Linked DNA regions of Homo sapiens: region 2 is linked to region 1. The links are chromatin contacts, found by Hi-C or POLR2A ChIA-PET in ENCODE. All regions are on one chromosome and are shown on one strand. Each heading gives the region's core, a stretch centred on a gene start or an enhancer-like site at or near the end of the contact. The rest is flanking DNA. Distances are from core to core; before and after follow the strand shown.

What was found. A loop is a pair of places that touch in the nucleus more often than their neighbours do. ChIA-PET counts read pairs that join two places held with the same protein, here RNA polymerase II (POLR2A). Pooled maps may share reads with other maps.
Region 2: a loop to region 1 is called in a map of gastrocnemius medialis, with 4 times the contacts of the local background. The contact joins the enhancer-like site here to the promoter of WDR43 in region 1. A Hi-C loop is called at or near these places in 2 of 168 maps with a recorded cell type or tissue (dorsolateral prefrontal cortex and gastrocnemius medialis), 1 of 37 single-sample maps with no recorded cell type and 1 of 50 pooled maps. POLR2A ChIA-PET finds 5 or more read pairs at or near these places in 6 of 52 experiments (H1, HepG2, MCF 10A and 3 more).

Annotation. Positions count from the first base shown.
Region 1 is chr2:28,891,768-28,898,574 of GRCh38, forward strand. It overlaps WDR43 (WD repeat domain 43), which reads left to right and starts at 2,900. Exons shown (of 18, transcript NM_015131.3): 1 at 2,900-3,156. The coding sequence starts at 2,932. RefSeq lists silencers at 2,884-2,963, 3,104-3,163, 3,204-3,253, 3,274-3,393 and enhancers at 3,044-3,667, 3,494-3,593, 3,668-4,289.
Region 2 is chr2:28,947,624-28,954,283 of GRCh38, forward strand. It overlaps WDR43 (WD repeat domain 43), which reads left to right. Exons shown (of 18, transcript NM_015131.3): 18 at 1-596. Among named protein-coding and RNA genes, the nearest start is that of SNORD53B, 23 kb to the left of the region's middle. Within about 2 kb of position 4,573, at least 10 of the 41 ENCODE cell types and tissues checked have a DNase peak (open chromatin) inside an H3K27ac peak, as active enhancers do; they include gastrocnemius medialis, where a contact is called at or near this core.

The DNA.
Region 1 (6,807 bases), core at 1,650-4,149:
AAAATTCTCCAGTGGCTTATTTCTATCATACTTATAATAAAATCCAAATACTTCACTCTGATTTACAAGGTACTAAATAGTCTGGCTCCCTCTGAACTCAGCTGCTACCTTTGATTTTTCTAGTTGTCACTATCTACCCTAAGTTTCTCCAAAGCTTTTTCTTTCCACTAGTCAAGGTCTTTGTTGCCTCAGTCTTTGCACTTGCTATTCTCCCCAGGTTGACTGCTCTTCCTTCTGATATTGCATGGTCTGAGTGAGGCTGTCCCTAATTCCTTTCAATACTTAAACTCTTTTCCCTCCTCCGGCTTTATTTCTCTTTATAGCAGCTTGCACTAGCTGAAATAGAGTTTTCTTTGTTTGTTTATTATGTGCTTCCCTGATTAGAATGTCAGCTTCATGAAAGCAGGAATCTTGTCTCTCATGATCACTGGTAGATTCCTGGTACCCTAAAACAGTGCCTGGCACATAGCAGGCATTCAGTTTGTTTGAGTAACTGAATGAATCCAAGTGCCAAATTAGATGTCTCAAATTTAGCATTCCCAGACTAAAGACACTATCATCTTCTTGCACAAAAATCTTCCAGGATTCACTATCCTAAGTGAATTGGGTCACCAACCAGTCTCTCCCTGTAAAAGCTCAATGAGTAATCCTTGGCCGTTTCTCTATCTCTCCCTTGGCCACTTGAAATCCGGCTCATTGTACATAATAAACACTCTTGAAACTTCCTTGCATCGCTATTTCTCCAAGCCACTCACCATCATCTCCACCTGGGGTTTCGAGCCTCCAACCTAGCTTCCTTCTAATACATTCATTACACTGTCTCCATGTAATCTTTCTAAAATGCAAATATTGGTCAGGCACAGTGGTTCACGCCTATAATCCCAGAACTTTGGGAAGCTGAGGCGGGCAGATTACTTAAGGTCAGGAGTTCCAGACAAGCCTGGCCAACATGGTGAAACCCCATCTCTAATAAAAATACAAAAACTAGCCAGGCGTGGTGGCACACGCCTGTAATCCCAGCTACTTGGGAGGCTGAGGCAGGAGAATCACTTGAACCGGAAGGTGGAGGTTGCAGTGAGCTGAGATTGTGCCACTGCACTCCAGTCTGGGCAGAGTGAGACTCTGTCTCAAAACACAAAAACAAACAAGAAAACAATAAAATGCAAATCTTACCATGCTGCTCCGTAGCTGTAAAAGCTTGAGCCTTCCCATGGCCATGAGAGTGGTTTTTATCTTTCCTGGCAGGCAATAGGCTCTGTGTGGGCTGAACAGTACCTAGCATTCCTTGAATTAGAATGCATTGATTTGGTGAATATTTAGGAGAAATATAAAAATCTACCCTTTATTTTTTGGATACAGGATCTCACTATGTCACCCAGGGTAGAGTGCAGTGGAGCAGTCATAGCTCACTGTAGCCTCGACCTCGTGGGCTCAAGCCATCCTCCTCCCTCAGCCTCCAGACTATGGGCGTGTGCCTAAAAATGTCTATTTGATGTAGCAACATGAGATAAATCTGGAGAAACAGGAGGGAATAGTTGTTCCGATCATTACTTTTACATTATTATAACTGAATACATTGTTATTTTGTAAATGATTACAGCCTGGAATTGAATAGGGGGAAACGGAAGCAGTTGTTACAATCATTATCAATTTGAAAGTGAAGACTTCTTTTCTCTCTCTTTTTTTTTGAGACAGTCTCGCTCTGTCACCTAGACTGGAGTGCAGTGGCGTGGCGATTTCGGCTCACTGCAACCTCCACCTCCCGGGTTCAAGGAGTCTCCTGCCTCAGTCTCCCGAGTAGCTGGGACTACAGGCACACACCACCACACCCGGCTAATTTTAGTATTTTTAGTAGAGACAAGGTTTCGCCATTTTGCCTAGCTTGGTCTCGAACTCTGACCTCGGGCGATCTGCCCGCCTCGGCCTCCCAAAGTGGGATTATAGGTGTAAGCCACCGCGCTCGGCTGAAGATTTCCTTCAAACCTTTCGTTCTACCTTATCATTTTCTTTAAAGTTTTAAAAAATTGTTATTTATTTATTATTTATTTTTTTAAGACGGAGTTTCACTCTTGTTGCCCGGAGTATAATGGCGCGATCTCGGCTCACAGCAACCTCCATCTCCCGAGTTCAAGCGATTCTCCTGCCTCAGCCTCTCGAGTAGCTGGGATTACAGGCGTGCGCCACACGCCTGGCTATTTTTTTTTTTTTTTTTTTTTTTTTTTTTTTTTTGAGACGAGTCTCGCTCTGTCGCCCAGGCTGGAGTGCAGGGGCGCGATCTCGGCTCACTGCAATCTCCGCCTCCCGGGTTCAACCAATTCTCTGCCTCAGCCTCCCGAGTGGCTGGGATTACATACAGGTGCCAACCACCAAGCCCGGCTAATTTTTTTGTATTTTTAGTAGAGACGAGGTTTCATCATCTTGGCCAGGCTGGTCTTGAACTCCTGACCTTATGATCCACCCGCCTCGGCCTCCCAAAGTGCTAGGATTACAGGCGTGAGCCACCGCGCCCAGCCCACGGCTAATTTTTTTATTTTTAGTAGAGACGGGGGTTTCTACATGTTGGTCAGGCTGGTCTCGAACTCCGACCTCAGGGGATCCGCCCACTTCGGCCTCCCAAAGTGCTGTGATTACAGGCGTGAGCCACCGCGCCCGGCCCCCCCCCTTTTTTTTTTTTTTTAAAGGAACAGGACTTGATCTTAATTCTACAATTACTTTCTCCCATACTCCCACTCCCGCCCAGAACAAGATAGCGACAGGCCCTAGCGGGCCACCGTCCACAGGGCGGATCCGCCAGAAGCTCTCCTGCGACGCGAAGATCCACTCCCTGAGCCCCCGGCGCTCCCTCCGCCTCACTTCCTCCTCCAGGCTCCGCCCCGCGCCGGTGCGCCTGCGCACGGACGAACACGTGGCTGCAGCGGGGCCAGAGCAGCAATGGCGGCGGGCGGCGGCGGTAGCTGCGACCCCCTGGCCCCTGCTGGGGTCCCTTGCGCCTTCTCCCCGCACAGCCAGGCCTACTTCGCTTTGGCCTCTACCGACGGTCACTTACGAGTATGGGAGACGGCCAACAACCGGCTGCACCAGGAGTACGTGCCTTCCGCGCACCTCAGTGGTACCTGCACCTGTCTGGCCTGGGCGCCAGCGCGGCTGCAGGCCAAGGTAAAGCGAGCGGGACTGCGCGGGGCGGGCGCCTTCCCGGGCTCGGCTTCGGGCCTCCGGGCCGGGTGGCGCGTGGTCCGGCATCGCGCGTGGCTCTCAGCGGCCCGGGCCAGAAGGCTTGGAGGCGGCGTCGGCGCGTTCAGGGCCCAAGCCGCCAGCCCCGCGTGCGGCCTGCCGCGAGGGCAGTGAGGGAGGGCGCAGCTCGACCCGGCCGGCCTCGTATCCGAGCCCTGCCGGCTGGCCCAATGAGGCCTGGGCCCCACTGTTGACGGGCAGCCATGTTCGCCAAGTCCCCTGGTCCCCCTGGGGCGGCTTCCTTCTGCCGGGCCTTGGCTCATCAGAGTTCTGGTTTTTGACAGAGCCCCATCTTGGGACTATCTAACTTTCCTCTGTCTGTGATCCGGCTCATCAGTTTTGCACTGGGCAGTTGGTATGGACTAGTCTGTACTTGCTTCCGGACCTTCCCCCTCCTGCCCCCCCTTTGGGTGCCGGCTCACCACGTGTTCTCGTCCCCGTCCAGGTTGTGGGACTCTCAACTCTTAACTTTTGCCTTTCCCAGGCACCTCTACATTCTCAGCTTTTTGAACTCACTGCTTTTTGATTTTAACATCTGCTCGCCCCTCCCGCCCCGCTTTCAAGCCGATCACACTGCTCCCCACCCACCCCAATCTGAAGTCTGTATTAGGATGTGGAGGTTAAGTGAAGTAGTAGCTTGATTTAGTGAATGTTTTATGAGTGCAGATGAAATTACCCTTAGATGGAAAACTGCCGAGTTAGGCAGAGCTTTTCATTGTTAGGGACCCGTGTCAGGTAAATGCCTTTCACTGTTGAGTCACTCAGCTACATCTCTCTAACTCAGCATGCACGTGGTTATTGCGTTTACAGAGTAGCCAAACCGAATCACTGCAAAGTGATTTGGAAACATCAGGTATCCTGAGGTGTGTGATGTGAGCTGTTTCAATGTGGAGAACTGTAAAAGCTATTTAGGATCTTACTCTCTCTGACGACCTGGGAAGCCTGCTAAATTTTTGGGTTGGGAAAAGGGATACATATAAGTTGCTATACTTTGGGCATGTTTAGATATTTTTCAAATTTTAAGCTACATTTTCATAGTTTATCCTGTTGATTCATAAAATAAACCTATCAGGGCTTATAAGTCAAACATAAAACTAAAAAAAAAATCAGTTTTTATTGTTAAAATTACAGCGCTCTGCTTATCTTTTATTTTCAAAGTTTTCTGTGGTTGTATTTTAACAGTCCTGTAAAGTGATAGTAATACTAATGCTGAGAGAAATACGGAGCAGTGGTTAGGTAGGTGCGTGGACCCAAGCTGGCTATATTGTCTATATTTGATTCTAGCCTCTGCTTCATAGTGGTAATTGCCCCTCTGGTTCCTCATTTATGAAATGAGGATAATAATATCTTCTTCATAGAGTGGTTGTGAAGGTTAATATATTTAATAATGCAGAGAACACTTAGAATAGTTCTTGACAGGTAAGTGCTTTAAGTGTTAAGTATTATTAATATCTGATATTTGTGTGGTTAGTCCTGAAGTGTTGATAAGGAACTTTCTGCCTTGTTTCGGGGAAAGAAACAGAAACTCTGGGAAACTAAGCAACTTGAATAAAGTAAAAAATGGAACCAGGATTAGAACTCAGGTCCTTAAGAGCTCGGTTCTTGGTTATCTGCAACAGATAGTTAATATTAGGTTGGAAAAAATGTCACCCACTTTGCTTTTCTGTTGAGTTTCAGTTGCATTGTATGCCCAAGAGAAATTTCCTAATCTCATATTAAAAGTCATAGTTTTGGATTATGTGCAACACTATGGTAAACTAGAAAAATAACTGGATTTGGTTTCATAGCCCAGACTCAAAACTTACTTTGTCATATTGAGCAAGTTGTTTTAATTTTGAGGACCTCATTGACAAACGAGAGTTGAGCTACATTAAACAAAATTTTTTTCTAGGTTTCAGCATCGTTTTATCTGCACTGTCTCCTTTTAACCACATGACTATGGAATCCCCTGAAATTAATTGCATTTTAAAAAAACTGATTGAAAATCAGAGCTAAGAAAGGTAAATGACTTGACTCAAGCCTTAATAACCAATAAAGGAGTGTGGCCTCTAGAGTCATGGTGCCCCGAACTCCTGGTCAAGTGCCCCGATTTTGTTACTCTCAATCTTGAGTCACAGAACTGAGAGAGCTGGAAGGAATGTAGAGACATTCCCTACTTTGAGGGTGTGTCCTCTTGGAGCATCAGTTTGACTTATAAACTAAGGAGAGACAGTTTTCTTGTATTAAAACAAACTTGCACATATATTATGGTATAAAATTAAAAAGTCATATGTACTGTAACAAGATATCTTAGAAAAAAAAGGCACATGTTAAGGTGCTCTCATCTTATTAAACCCTTCCTTTTATTTTACATCTTTGAGGCTTAGTGTATGAGGCATGAAAAGGATGTTGCTCTGAACCCACTTTCCAGCATTTTGTTAAGGTCCTGCTATATGATGACATATAGTACTCTCAAATTTGAAATAGAGGTATCATCACCCACCTTTTAGGATCCTCAGGATCAAATTAGGCAATGTATGTGACTGGTGTAGTATGGCCTAGTATGTAATAAGTGGCTTAATAAATGTTATTATTGAGTGAATCTGGACTCGTTTTACCATTTAATTTGGCATTTAATATGGTAAATCAATTTGTAAGAAAAGTATTCTATGTTTGGTTTAGTAATTGGCAGTTTGCTACGCAAGGACAAAGTGTGGTGATGATAACTCATCAATGGAGAAAGATTAGTTAGTGCTGGGTTTCTTGGGTAACGGGTTAAGTTTGTGGTTCACAGGTGTTTAGAAAAATTAGATTGTCACCTCTTGTTGGTCACAGAATGATTACAATACTTTGCATTCGTGCCACAATAGTTTTTAGAGGGTTTTTGTACGTTATGTAGCTGAGCATTCCATTTGGTCTTTGGAGCCTGGGGGAAGAGGACCTTTAATGAGGACAAGAAGATAGGAAAGTGCAAAAATACAAATGGAGGGACTCTATCTAGATGGATGCTGTTTTTAAGAGTTCCTCAAGTTTATGTGTGTAAACTGAGGCAGAAATGTTAATTATATTCTCTACCAAAGCCACATAGTAAAGTGACTGAGCCACCTAGGAACTGATGCTGCTATTTGATTGTCTTCAAACTTTTGAAAGTCTTCCGACTTTTCTGCTTTTCCTTCTCTAACAGACCTTGTCTGCTATTGGCTATCACAGTAAATGTGTTTATACTGCTTTGCTGTCACTGCAATTAAGATGACCCTATACAGCTTAGTACTTGTTGAATGAAGCACATGGCATTTCAGACATTGGACAGGGTGTCTGAGTTGGGTATCTGCATTACCATCCCTTAGAGATGTAGGGCAGTTCACATGTGCTGTGCAGTGGTCTGTCTTGAGGTCTTGCTAACAGTTAAACTTCCTAAGAAGTAAAGGTTGCAGATAGATCTGATTGGCAGAAATAGAAGTTTCTGTGTATTAGGACTTAATTGATTTGTTATAAATACTGTATGTGATTTTTTGTAAAATGAATACATTTTGTTCACTGTTATCTGTGAAACACACATGCAGTGGCAGTGAGATAGATGAAGAAATGGATTAGGAG
Region 2 (6,660 bases), core at 3,323-5,822, 58 kb after region 1:
ACAATTGTTTATTTTTTCTCTTTGGTTTTAGATATTAATGATAACCTTGTTGGAATTTTTTTTCCAAAGAAAATATTTTTATAATTAAATAATTTAATGTTTTTCTTCCTTTTCATTACCTACTCTTGGCAGTGTTAGGGTATCTGTTTACCTTTAAAATGATAAGTCTCACTCAAGATTTTTTATGTATGTATAAATATTTTGGTGTGCTACAAAAGCCTTTGCAAATTATCAGTAGTAGTTTTTTTTTTTTTTTTTTTTTTTTTAAAGAATGAGCCGATATTGGCTTAGTGCTCACTAGGGGACATGCACATGGAAGCTCACCTCTAAGAAAGGGCTGGGCAGATGGATTTATTTTTTCCCACCTGTGAATATGTAAAACAAAACCATTATCTTTGAGGGAGTTTTTAATACCAATGACAGAACAGAGATTTGTGTGCTCATCTTAAGAGCCAGAGCCATATAAGCATCTTGGGAAAGCAAGTTTGAACCAGCTGCTGGTGTAATGTACAGTTATATTTGTCTATAAATGGAGCTGTTTATGGCAATTTAATACCATTCTCTTTGTAAAGTGAATAAATATTCATCTTTACCCAGTGCTTGTCTTGTGGTATATGTAGAGGAATACAGCCACATGTTTGGGCTTGTGGTGTGAAGGTTTTTAAAAAGCAGTTTTGCTCCCCTGGCATTAAATAGGTAAATGCTTTCAAAGCTTGTGGATAACCTAGAATTTGCAACGAAGTGAAAGAACCAAGACATTTGTGTTAGTCTAGTGTCAGCTATAGCCAGTTGATTCTTCATGCATTCCCACTTGGCTGGGTTGTGACTTCACAACCCAGGGCTGTAGTGACAGTAAAGAAAGAGGCCTGTGCTGATAATTTCAGTCCTTTACTGGTAACCAACACTTGGCTTATGAGTCCGGTTTCCCTTATACCTGACTCTGCCTAAAGAAGTAAATGATGACAACCATATGGTAATTTCTAATTATTTTTTTGGTTTAGAAAAATCTGGAGTTAAATTAGTGTTGTTACAAAAAGAATCTTCTATTTTTAGAATATTTCATTGTCTTTTTCCACTCCTAAACCAGGCAACAAAGTTTGTGTGTGTGTTTTCTTTTTTGAGATTAATTTTTCCTCCCAAACTTTTTTTTGAAAAATTTCAGCCCTCCAATCACTGTCAAGTCAGTAATCATATATTGTAATTACTTGTCATATTGCTCTAATAATTCAGAATAGTCACCCTCATGCTGTGTGTGTGTGGATTTTAATATTTAAATGAGTTCACATAAATTAAGTCATGTTGTAGAATGTCCTATATTGTGGATTTGTCCAGTTGTTTCCTTATGATTAGATTCTGGTTTAAATACTTTATGGCAGCAATCCTAAAAAGGTGGTGGTATTTAAGATGAATTTTTAAAAGTGAATTACTTAGGTATAAATGAATATGAGTATGTTTTAGTGTGAGTAGATGTCAGAGCCTCAGGTTTGGGGCTTTTGAAGCTGTAGTGCAATGGTTAATGCTTCAAGTGAGGCTCAGAAATTGGAACTTCATAATGGACACATCAGGTGCATTGATATATCTGGGGTTGTTATAATTCCATTGGAGGTTAATGCCCAACATGCTACATTCATTGACTCAGCAAGTGCTACTTGATTGCCTACTCTGTGTCAGGGATTATTTAGTAGCTTGATACATAACCATTGAACAGCAGCAATGGAGGATATCTGCCTTTGAGAAGCTGACATTCTACTAGGGAGATGATGGCCATAAACAATGTATGAGTGAGTAAATGCCAACCTTTTTGGCATCAGGGACTGGTTTGGTGGAAGACAGTTTTTCCACGGACTGGATAGGGGAGGGGATGGCTTCAGGATGATTCAAGCACATTACATGTATTGTGTACTTTATTTCTATTATTATTATATTATAATATATAATGAAGTAATTATACAACTCACCATAATGTGGAATCAGTGGGAGCCCTGAGCTTGTTTTCCTGCAACTGCACTTCCATCTGGGGGTGATAGGAGACAGTGACAGATCATCAGGCATTAGATTTTCAAAAGGAGCATGCAACCTAGATCCCTCACAGTAGGGCCCTCCTATGAGAATCAAATGCCGCCGCTGATCTGACAGGAGGTGGAGCTCTGGCAGTGATGTGAGTAATGGGGAGTGGCTGTAAATACAGATGAAGATTTGCTGGCTGACGCTCCACTCACCTGTTGTGCAACCCAGCTCCTAACAGACCACGGACCTATGTTAGAAGATGGCAACCTACAGGTGGAATAGCAGATTAAGGAGGCTGGGAGTTAGGGTGGGGGAGTGCTGTTGCAGAATTAAATATGTGATCAGGATAGGGCTTATTGAGAGGGAGAGATTTGAATATAGACTGGGAAGAGGTGAGAGAGTCAGCGAAGTGGGTATCTGGGGAAGAGACAAGAGCTTGAGTCTAAGGTCCGCATGAGCCTGGTTTATGAAAGACTGAGAGGCGGTCCATGTGGTGCATAGTGAGAAAAGGAGATTAAAGCAGAAGGTAGCGAGCAGTCAGGTTGCGTAGGGCCTTGAGGCCATTGTAAGGACATGCTGACTGACGAGAGTTTGAGCGGAAGAGTGACATGGTCTGCCTTCTGTGTTAAGAATTCAGTATCACCTTGGCTGTTGGGTTGAGAAAGCACTGAAGGACAGTTTCTTGTAAGGCAGAAACCAGTAGGGTGCTTTTAGAGCAATCTAGGGAAGAGGTGATGGTAACTTGGGTCAGGGTGGTATTATTGGAGTTGGAAAGAATTGGTTGGCTTCTGATATTTGGGATAGAGCTGATGGGATTTCTTATGAGATGTGCAAGGAAGCCAGAAAGCAGATATGATTCACAGGTGCTTTTTGCTAGCACCTGGATGCTGCTGTGGGTGGAGTGGGTTTGTGAGGAGAGATCAGGAACTGAGTTCTGGACATGGTGTGTTATAGATACCTATTAGGCATGCAGGTACATACCCACGTAACTTGGGGAGAGGTTGGGATGGAGGTGGTAATTTGGTGTTGGCATGGTTGTGACATTAAAGCTGTCTAAGACTGGGTGAGCTTCCCAAGGGCATGGTCTGAATAGAGAAAGAGCCCCCAGGCCTGGTCCTGGGCAGGAGCGGGGACCCCAGGGATCCCAAGAAAGAGTGACAATGAGGTAGGAGGAACTGATATTTGTTCTATTCTCTTCAAATTTGAATTATCTTTTTTTTTTTTTTTTTTTGTGGAGACAGGGTCTTGTTCTCACCCAGACTGGAGTGCAGTGGCATGATCATGCTTCCTAGGCTCAAGTGATCCTTCTGCCTCTCATCCTCTTGAGTAGCTGGAACTAGAGGTGCACACCAGCAGGCCTGGATAATTTTGATATTTATTTTATAGAGATTGGGTTTTGCCATGTTGCTGGTCCTAAACTCCTAGGCTCAAGTGATCCTCCTGCCTTGGCCTCCCAAAGTGCTGGCTGGGCGTGGTGCTTAGGCGCAAGCCACCACGCCCGGCCAGATTTGAATTCTTGCCATTCTTTAGCTGTAGTTTCTTTCAGTTGTAATTGGTAAGATAACTGGTGAACCCATCCAGGCAGCAGTGGCTTTTCCAGTGCTCCTCCTGTGACCATTTGTGATCATGTCTTTGAAGACAACTCAGGCATAAAATTAGATTTTCTTTTAATCAAATGTAGTTAGCTTTTGACTTTTGTGGCACCTCAGCACTGTCCTTATGCTGACAGAATTGTGCGGTGGATCACAAAGCAGTGGCAGAATGAGAAGCCGTAGCAGTGTAACAGGATTAGCAGGCGTCATTCAGACTGAGGACGCCCGGTGTGGACAAAGCATGGGGTGGGTAGTGCTTCGTCTTCGCATGGTGCTGGCTGACTCTGTGTGAGGACACTGGGTTGTCTGTACCCATCCATAGTATAACTTGTGTTCATATATATGTGGGTAATTTTTAATATGAAAATATTTCTGAGAAAAATAAATAGCTGGGCATGGTGGCACACGCCTGTTGTCCCAGAACAATTACAAGTCATTGTGTAGAAAGCAGTGCAAAATGAAGTTTGCTTGGATGTCATATGAAAAATCCAAAGGTTGAAAATTACCACTTTAAAATGGCCTGGCATATCCTAGGTAATAATGGCTCAGAGAGAGAGGAGATACATCTTTCGGGTGCTAAAATTAGGGCCTTTAAAGGGAAATAAAAACGAGGTAATGAAGACATTTTCCCCCAGGCTTGCCCATGGCCCTGTTGTAGTTTAATTTGTTAGAGATTCCTGCCCGACCTAGAGCTGTCCAGAAAGTTCAACAGAGAGACCAGAAGCAGCACTGAAGTCGAGCGAGGACTCGGCAGCTCCCTTAGTTGGTCGTGTGTGGTCATGATGTTCCAAAGCTGGGCCAAAGCTTTGTTCTTGTCTCTAGATTTGATGCAATTTCACAGAGTCGAATTGCTAACCAGCCTTCCAAGAGAAATTGTGTTTGCATGTTGTATTTATTTGCGACAAGTAACATTCCTCTCAGTGGAGCAGGATGTTCTCGTTGGGTGGTGACCCTTCTTTGTACTCAGGAGAGTTGCATAATAAACCAGTTTCATAACTGGAAGATTGCGTTTGGACCAGAGTGTGGAACTGGGGTAAGAGAAATGAACTGGGTGGCCTTCGTAGCTGGTGGTGTGGACGAAGCCTGGCCTGTCTGTACTGATGGGGTTGGAGTTCTTGACTCTGTTGTGTGTTGTGCTAGGTCGTCTTACTGCCTGCTGACCACTCTCCTTTTGTCAACAGGAATTGTAAACAAACAGTTGACTGGCTGGAATTTGGATGTTTTGAGTCTCCTCAGGCACCCACTTAGGGTTGCTGGTCAGGGTGCTTTCTCATAGTTTAGGGATAGCTTGCTGGTGAGCCTGGGTTCCCTAGGAATACGGTTATACCTAAAAAACAAACTGGATAGATTCAGCCAGACTTTGACCTTGTTAATTCATGACTCAACCTCGACAAAGGCCTCTCCCTTTTTTTTTGTGGCAAAATATACATAACATTTACCATGTTAATCATTTTTAAGTATACAGTTCTGTCATGAAGTATAGTCACATTGTTGTGCAACTGGCAGTCTTTCATTTGGGGACTTTTGTGGTTTGATGAGGTACAAGAAATAAAAGGAGGGCAGACAGGAATGCAAGTCAGTCTGTTGTGAGAAGAGACTGCATTGGGGTCCAGAAGCTGAGTGCTAGTTCTGGGTCCACCCTACAGTGTGGCAGTTATAACTCGACTTCTTTTTTCTGGAGTGTGACAGGAGAGTAACAGCAGTGCCACCTGTCTCATGGATGCTGTAAGAACCTCACGGAGCAGCATCTGTGGGTACACGTTGAACATCAGAGTGCAGCGTCTGGCTAAGGGATTATTTTCAGAACAGTTAATTGTTACATGATGGGGGAATAAGTTCTAACGGAAATTCTTTTTTGTCTTTGGCGTTATCAAGAAATCCAGACACAGCCTTATGGGTGGACACAGTTCCCCTTTCCAAAGGTGAAAAAGGGAACTTAATACAATGTTTTTTTAAAATAAGATTGTAACAATCTATTGTTTTGAAAGCCAGTGACATGTTCATTGAGGAAATTTGGCAAAGAAGGAAAATAAAATCATATAACAGAGATAACTATAGTGTTTTGGTGTGTCTCCTTTTAATTTTTCTCTCTGCATGAATACACATGCTTTTCTTAGGAAACTGGCATCTACATATTCATTTTATCATCTTTCACACAATATCATTGTCAATTATCCTTTGAAATCATGTTTGTGGTTCTCACTATTCCACCCATGTTGTACTTTCACTGTTCTCATGTTTTAATTTGTTGTAGGTAATGCTAGAGGGAACATTCTCAGACACATTTTGTATTTTTCTTAAAATGTATCCTTATGAGATATTTCTACTTACTGAGAAAAATGACATACATACTCCCTTAAGACTTAAGAAATATACCAAAATTTCCAGAAAGGTTCCATCAATTTTATGCTCCATAAGCAGTGTTTTTATTTCCATTTCATCATGACTCAGTTTAACTACTTTTGTAATGCTCATTGCCATTTGTATTTCTTTATTGTGGGTTTAGATCCTTGTCCATGCTTAAAAAAAGTCTTTTTATAAAAGAGAATCATTCCTTTCCAAACATGTGCCGCAAATATTTTCCACAGTTTGCCTTTTCATTTTTTGACACAGAGTCTCACTCTGTCACCCAGGCTGGAGTGTAGTGGCGTGATCTCGGCTCACTGCAGCCTCCGCCTCCCGAATTGCAAGCAATTCTCCTGCCTCAGTTTCCCGAGTAGCTGGGATTATAGTTGTGTGCCACCATGCCTGGCTAATTTTTGTATTTTTAGTAGAGATGGGTTTTCACCATATTGGTCAGGCTGGTCTCGAACTCCTGACCTCAAGTGATCTGCCTGCCTCAGCCTCCCAAAGTGCTGGGATTACATGTGTGAGCCACTGCACTGGCCAATACTATTTTTCTTTAAACTGTATTTTTAAGCTTAAAAAAAGTTCCTTTTCTGAAACTAGGCAGGTATTTCTTGCATTTTGTTCTCGTCTCTCTCGTTGTCTCTGTGTGTGTGTGTTTATATTTTTTACACTTTAGTAAATTGTGACTTTTCAGTGCATTATGAAATAATTA